Linked DNA regions of Mus musculus: region 1 is linked to region 2. The links are chromatin contacts, found by Hi-C or POLR2A ChIA-PET in ENCODE. All regions are on one chromosome and are shown on one strand. Each heading gives the region's core, a stretch centred on a gene start or an enhancer-like site at or near the end of the contact. The rest is flanking DNA. Distances are from core to core; before and after follow the strand shown.

Evidence for each region. A loop is a pair of places that touch in the nucleus more often than their neighbours do. ChIA-PET counts read pairs that join two places held with the same protein, here RNA polymerase II (POLR2A).
Region 1: POLR2A ChIA-PET joins it to region 2 with 19 read pairs in Patski. The contact joins the promoter of Plin3 here to the promoter of Fem1a in region 2. A Hi-C loop is called at or near these places in 2 of 37 maps with a recorded cell type or tissue (gastrocnemius and heart). POLR2A ChIA-PET finds 5 or more read pairs at or near these places in 4 of 5 experiments (Patski and embryonic stem cell).

What each region holds. Positions count from the first base shown.
Region 1 is chr17:56,288,753-56,292,177 of GRCm38, forward strand. Plin3 (perilipin 3) reads right to left here and starts at 1,759. Exons shown (of 8, transcript NM_025836.3): 1 at 1,702-1,759.
Region 2 is chr17:56,255,493-56,258,970 of GRCm38, forward strand. Fem1a (fem 1 homolog a) reads left to right here and starts at 1,301. Exons shown (of 1, transcript NM_010192.4): 1 at 1,301-3,478. The coding sequence starts at 1,417. The coding sequence ends at 3,381.

The DNA.
Region 1 (3,425 bases), core at 509-3,008, 34 kb after region 2:
ACACGGGCATACACACAACTCAAAATAAGATAAGCCAGGTGTGCGCCTTTAATCCCAGCACTTGGGAGTTGGAGCAGGAGGGTCTCTGTGAGTCCCAGGCCAACCTGGTCTACAGAGTGAGACCCAGTTACAACAAAACATAAAGCAAAAATAAACAAATATAATACATCTTATAAAGATCTACATTTTAGTTTTGCTTATGTGCATGCAGTGGCCACAGAGTTCAGGAGAGTCAGACCCCTGCAGCTGGAGTTAGGTTACATAAGGAGCCTGAAGCTGGTGCTAAGAACTGAGCCTCGGTCCTTTGAGGGAACAGGAAGTGCTCTTAACTACTGAATCATCACTTGCAGCCGGAGTCTGCTTGTCTTTACATAGAATGTTAGAAGATCAGGAAGCTTAATGGACTAAGGACAGAGTTCAGACAGAGGTAGAAGCCTGGCGTCTGAATTTTAGGACAGGTAGGTGATATCATTTGTTTAAAAACCAGTTAAAAACTGGGGCTGGGCCTTCCAGATGCCCCAGAACAACAAACACCAAGTGTGATGGCACATGCCTGTCACCCCAGCACTTGAGGAAGGTTAGAAATCAAAGCCATCTTCCACTACCCAGTGTGTGAATTCTAGGCCAGCCTGGGCTTTATGAGATTGCTTGGCGTTGTCTGCAGAATGCTCAAATCGGCAGCTAAACCACAGTGGGTGCTCAATAAACTAGTCTGGCAAACCGCAGCAGTTAGGTTTGCGATAAAGATTTCCCAACACGGGAGTCAGGTGATGCTGGTCATGCCTTCCTGTCATCGGTAAGGTGGGTGGCAAAGCCTGAGGAGTCAGACACCCCTGGAGCTCCCCTTCCTAAGCAATGGTGGCCGCTGGAGAAAAACAAGGGCTTTTTGCTCTTTTTGAGCACTTGTGGCAGCTAATCTCTCTACACCCGGCTCCAGCTGCCTGAAACTGACCCTCCCCCACACACTCCGCCCACCAGATTACTTTCTCTGCAAAGAAAGCCAGAAAAGCCCCCAGGGTCAAAAAACCAGCATGTAGCCAAGGCTTAGAAGTGGTTAAGGGAGTCTTTCGGCCTGGTTTGGTGACAATGCTGTCATCCCAGCATTTTTGGTGGAGGCAAATTCCAAGGCACCCTAAGTTTAGCGTAGGGCCATTTCCAAAAACAATTAACAAGACAGAAACAAAACATTAAATTTGAGAGATTCCAACAGAGGGAGGCACCATGCTCGGCTGGGGGTCACAGCTTCCTGTGGAACAGGCCTGGCTTTATGTAGGATCCAGGGCCTGGGGCTAGTTAGTGCACGGCAGGTGAAGCTATTTGTGACTGTGCCTGCGGGGTTGTTTGTTCTTGGGGACAGGAGACTCAGAATCACGGGGAAGAGGGAGGAGCCGCAGCCCAGGACACACGGGACTCGCATTTGAACACAACTCTAATTCTGGGGACCCAGGACAGTGGAATCCACCTTTTTGGACGCTCAGGGACTCCGTCACTGACGAGGACGCTAAGGTCCTAGGGTGGCCAGGCCAAGAGTTGGAAGCGCTGCAGAAGTTGGGTCCTTGGGTAAAAGTTAGTCTCTAGAAGTAGGGTTTCCTAGCGTGCAGGGATTTTTGGGATACCGGAGTCCTCCCAGGAAGCCTCGTTTCTCCCTCCTCTCTAAGGGCGCCTCAAGATCGATCCTGCCCCTTGCCCCCCAGCTCTCACCAAAGTCCTCAGGTCGTCCAAGCGAGGAAACCTCCCCTACCAAGTCCAGCTTGGATCTACCGGGTGGGGCGGGGCGGCCTTGTGCATCCCCCGTGGAGGGAGGGGCCTTGGAGTGACAGGACAGAGGGCCAATCAGAGGTCCCTATGGCGTAGTTCCGCCCACCCTTCTAAGGCGACCCAGCCCAGGTTGCTTGCATTAGTTGAGTCCCAGAAAGACTTGGAGTCCTGATCCTAGATGGAGGGGAGAGGGGAGTGCCATTCTGGGGTCCTTGAATCCTCCCATGTTTCCAGAGACCTTAGAGAGGCTTCCAGATCCAAGGACTGATTGAGTGACATTTTTAGAAGCCCATCGGACCCAGGGAAATCAATGCCAGGAGGTTACACACCCTGAACCTCAGCCCTGATTGGGTCCTAAAGGAAAAGTTGCTGTCATCCAGATTGAGGTTCTTGTTGTCCCAAGTCCTCTGGACGAGGGCACTGAGGCCCTGATATGGCCAGCCATGCGCAGTATCCAGCTTTCTGCTCCTGGACCCCTGGATCAATCCTTTCCTGAAGACAGACACCTCCTGGACTTTTTTTTTTTTCTCATCCCTAAATCTTCTTTCTCCCCTTGGCCTGTAAGCCAAGTGTTAACCTCAGACGGCTGCAGGAGCTAAGAAAGAAGGGAATGTATTTTTGTTGAGGGTGTGACTACGTGTGCAGTTGTGAAAATGTGCACGGGCATTTGCAACTGCGCATGCACGGATGTGAGCCAGGCCTGGAGAGGACCCACCCTTACTGAGTTACCTCAGATCTTTCCAGACTTCCGCCCGGCCCCTCCTTTTTTTTTCTGAGCTGCCTTGACTCAGGCTGAGTTCTTTATCTTCCTGCTTCCAGTGAACAATGCCGCCTTCACAGGGGCAGTGGCGGGATGGGGCATGTTGCCACCAGGTGGCGCCCTGCTCGCGACTGCGCCCCTCCCCGCCATGTCCCCCAACGGTGCCACTTCCCTCTGTGCCTCTAGCGCCTCTGCGTTCCTTCCCTTACAGAGCCCCTCCACTCTGTGTCCCCTACAGCGACCTTCTCTCTGTGACCCCCTCCCGACGGCTCCCCTCTCCTCTCTTTCCACAATGGCGCCTCTCCCTCTCTGTGCCCCTGACGTGTCTAGGCCCATCGGTGCCGTAGAAAGCATGTCCTATTAACCTTGGGCCTGGCCCATGGCTCATTAGCTGTGTATACAGGCATTCAACAATTATTAGGCACATGCTGTACACAAAGGTCATGTAGGGCAGCCCCAGGAACATAGTCTGTACCCTCTCAGCTTGGTAGCATTCAGAGACCAGTGGGAAGTCACGCCAGCAGAATAGCATTAAGACTTTAGAGGGATACTGGGTGGACCACCAGAGCTACACAGTGACTGTCTTAAAAAACAAAACAATATTGGGAGGGGAGTCGAAGGAAAATTTAAAATGTATATTACACCTATTTATTTAGGGGGGCACTCTACCACTAGTGTGTGTGTAGGTCAGGAAAGAGCACGTGGGACGTCATTTCTCTGCACCACCGTTGTTGAGCCTGGGGACTAAGCTCAGATCTGCAGAGTTGGCAGCCACTCCCTCCCTTTCTCACTGATCCATTTCACTGGCCTCTAAGGGACTTTTACTTTGTCTCACTGACTGAGGCCATATCCCCCCCCCCCTCCCCGGCTTCAGTCTCCCAGTGATGGAATGAGAGGAGAAATTAGA
Region 2 (3,478 bases), core at 51-2,550:
TCCTACCTCAAACTGATCTTTAAAAAGACCTTGAGGAACTGGAGCAGTGGTTCAGCTGTGACTCTCAACCATAGGGATGCGCACACCACCAGTAACTCCAGCGGCAAAGATCCCGACGCCCTCTGCTGGCCTTGGCGGATGGAGGGAAAGCATGTGGCCTTTAAATTTTTTATTTATTTAATTTTATTTTATGTGCATTAGTGTAAGATCCCTTGAACTGGAATTACAGACCAGTTGGGAGCTACCATGTGGGTGCTGGGAATTGAACCAGAGTCCTTTGGATAAGTAGTCAGTGCTCTTGACCACTGAGCCATCTCTCTAGCCCCGCATGTGGCTCCTTAAAAAAAGAAGAAAGAAAGAAAAAGAAAAGCTAACGTGAAAATCGAGACTGCCTAACATTTCTGCAAATAGCTAAAGGCGAGTTGGGGTGCGCTGCCAGCTCAAGATCTTACACTCGGCGCGCGCCCCCTGCTGGTCAGCAAGCCTTTCGTAGAAGCCCTTCGCCTTCCACCTCGCTCCGGATTGGCTGGGAGTTGCCTTTGTTGCCCGCTGGGAAATGTAGTCCGCAAAGGAGGCGGAGGCCCATTCATTTCCTGCCTGCGCGACCTCGAAAACCGGAAGTACAGCACCACGCTACCCTGGGTCGTCCGCAAGGGCCGCCGAGCCTTGCCCGATACGAAGGGAGGCTTTTTATTTACATTTCGTCTCGCGGGTGCCCCACGGCGCTGTGGGAAGCGAATTCCTTTTTCCCCCACTTCATGTTTTCCTGTGGATTCTGACATGAATGACAGAATGCACATTATCACCTGGCCAAGCTGCTCAGAGCCCCTCAAAACATGGTGTATTTCCATGATGGGAACTGTAGTCTTTCAATGGTACCTCGCCCAGTATTCTTCGAGCTAAAGCTCGGACTTCTTGCCCTGTCTAGAGTCTGTGTCAGTGACAGTAACCGGAAGTATGTCATCAAATACTCAGGGTCACATACAACTTTATAGACTTGCATGGTAGGAATTGAAAACTGAGACCCTTTTGAGAGACGTCCTTTTGGGAACTGAGTGAGAACATGCTGCCGGCAATCTCCGCCTTAGAGTCAATACCAGGAAGTATGTCACCACATTTCCCAAGGATCGCACTAACCATTGGCCTTGCTTGGCGGAAATTGCCGTCCTGTCACCGGTTCCCCCCTATCCCTTTCGGGAAATGTAGTTTTTTCGCTTTTCTGATTCCAGTATCATTCGGCGGGCGATCGCTCATAGGACTCCATTTCCCAGCATGCCTGTGCACACTCTGTCCTCGCCCCTTCGCGGCGGCCATTTTATTCCTCCCGGAGACCCGCTAAGATGACAGCCCGGGAGAAGGTGAAGGTTGTCTCTGGCGACCGGCGGCCCGGCTAGATCCAGCAGCGAGGCTTCCAGCATGGATCTGCACACAGCGGTGTACAATGCGGCGCACGACGGCAAGCTGCCGCTGCTGCAGAAGCTGCTGGCCGGCCGTGGGCGTGAGGAGCTGGAGGAGCTGCTGGGTGAGGTGGCCGGCGGTGGCACGCCACTGCTAATCGCAGCGCGCCGTGGACACCTAGACGTGGTGGAGTATCTGGTGGACCACTGCGGCGCCAGCGTGGAGGCGAGCGGCTCCGTGCACTTCGATGGCGAGACCATCGAGGGCGCGCCGCCGCTCTGGGCAGCGTCGGCCGCGGGTCACCTGGCCGTGGTGCGTAGCCTTCTGCGCCGAGGCGCCTCGGTCAACCGCACCACGCGCACCAACTCCACGCCGCTGCGCGCCGCCTGCTTCGACGGCCACCTGGACGTGGTACGCTACCTGGTGGGCGAGCACAAGGCGGACCTGGAGGTGGCCAATCGCCACGGCCACACGTGCCTTATGATCTCCTGCTACAAGGGCCACCGCGAGATCGCGCGCTACCTGCTGGAGCGCGGCGCACAGGTGAACCGGCGCAGCGCCAAGGGCAACACCGCCCTGCACGACTGTGCAGAATCTGGCAGCCTGGAGATCCTACAGCTGCTGCTGGGCTGCCACGCGCGCATGGAGCGCGACGGCTATGGCATGACCCCGCTGCTGGCCGCCAGCGTCACCGGGCACACCAACATCGTGGAGTACCTCATCCAGGAACAGCCGGGCCACGAGCAGCTCTCAGGGACAGAGCTTCCCGGGGAAGGCTCCTCCCAGGTGGCAGGAAACCACTGCTCCACCCCAGAAGAAGCAGAACCGTATGAGAGCTGCTGCCCTACCAGCCGGGAAGCAGCTGTGGAAGCTTTGGAGCTGCTGGGTGCCACCTACGTGGATAAGAAAAGGGATCTGCTTGGAGCCCTGAAGCACTGGAGAAGGGCGATGGAACTCCGTCACCAGGGTGGAGGCTACCTCCCTAAGCCGGAGCCCCAGCAACTGGTTCTGGCCTATGACTATTCCAGGGAGGTGACTACACCCCAAGAGTTGGAAGCCCTCATTACAGATCCTGATGAAATGCGGATGCAGGCGCTGCTGATACGGGAGAGAATCTTGGGCCCCTCACATCCTGACACTTCATACTACATACGGTACCGGGGTGCTGTCTATGCGGACTCCGGGAATTTCGAGCGCTGTATCCGTCTGTGGAAGTATGCCTTGGACATGCAACAAAACAACTTGGAGCCCCTGAGCCCCATGACCGCCAGCAGCTTCCTGTCGTTTGCAGAGCTCTTCTCCTACGTGCTGCAGGACCGCTCGGCCAAGGGCAACCTGGGCATGCAGCTTGGCTTTGCCGACCTCATGGGTGTGCTCAGCAAAGGGGTTCGGGAAGTGGAGCGGGCTCTGCAGTTGCCCAAGGAACCGGGTGACTCCGCACAGTTCACCAAAGCCATTGCCATCATCCTCCACCTTCTGTACCTATTGGAGAAGGTGGAGTGCACCCCCAGCCAGGAACACCTCAAGCACCAGACAGTCTACCGCCTGCTCAAGTGTGCCCCTCGCGGTAAAAACGGCTTCACCCCACTACACATGGCGGTGGACAAGGAGACCACCAACGTGGGCCGGTATCGTGTGGGCGTCTTCCCATCGCTGCAGGTGGTCAAGGTGCTGTTGGACTGCGGAGCAGACCCTGACAGCAGGGATTTCGACAACAACACCCCACTGCACATCGCTGCCCAGAATAATTGCCCGGCCATCATGGATGCTCTCATCGAAGCTGGGGCCCACATGGACGCCACCAATGCCTTCAAAAAGACTGCCTACGAGCTGCTGGACTCGAAGCTGTTGGCTAAGAGCACCGTGCAGCCTTTCAATTATGTGACACTGCAGTGCCTAGCTGCCCGTGCCCTGGACAGGAACAAGGTCCCTTATAAGGGCTTCATCCCAGAGGAGCTGGAGGCCTTCATCCAGTTGCATTGAGCCTAGCCCAGCTGTTGGTGCCCACTTGGGCCTTACTCCTCCAAGCAGAAGCATCCAGGCCCTATGGCCTGCTGGAGTGAACCCAGCTGCTGATTCT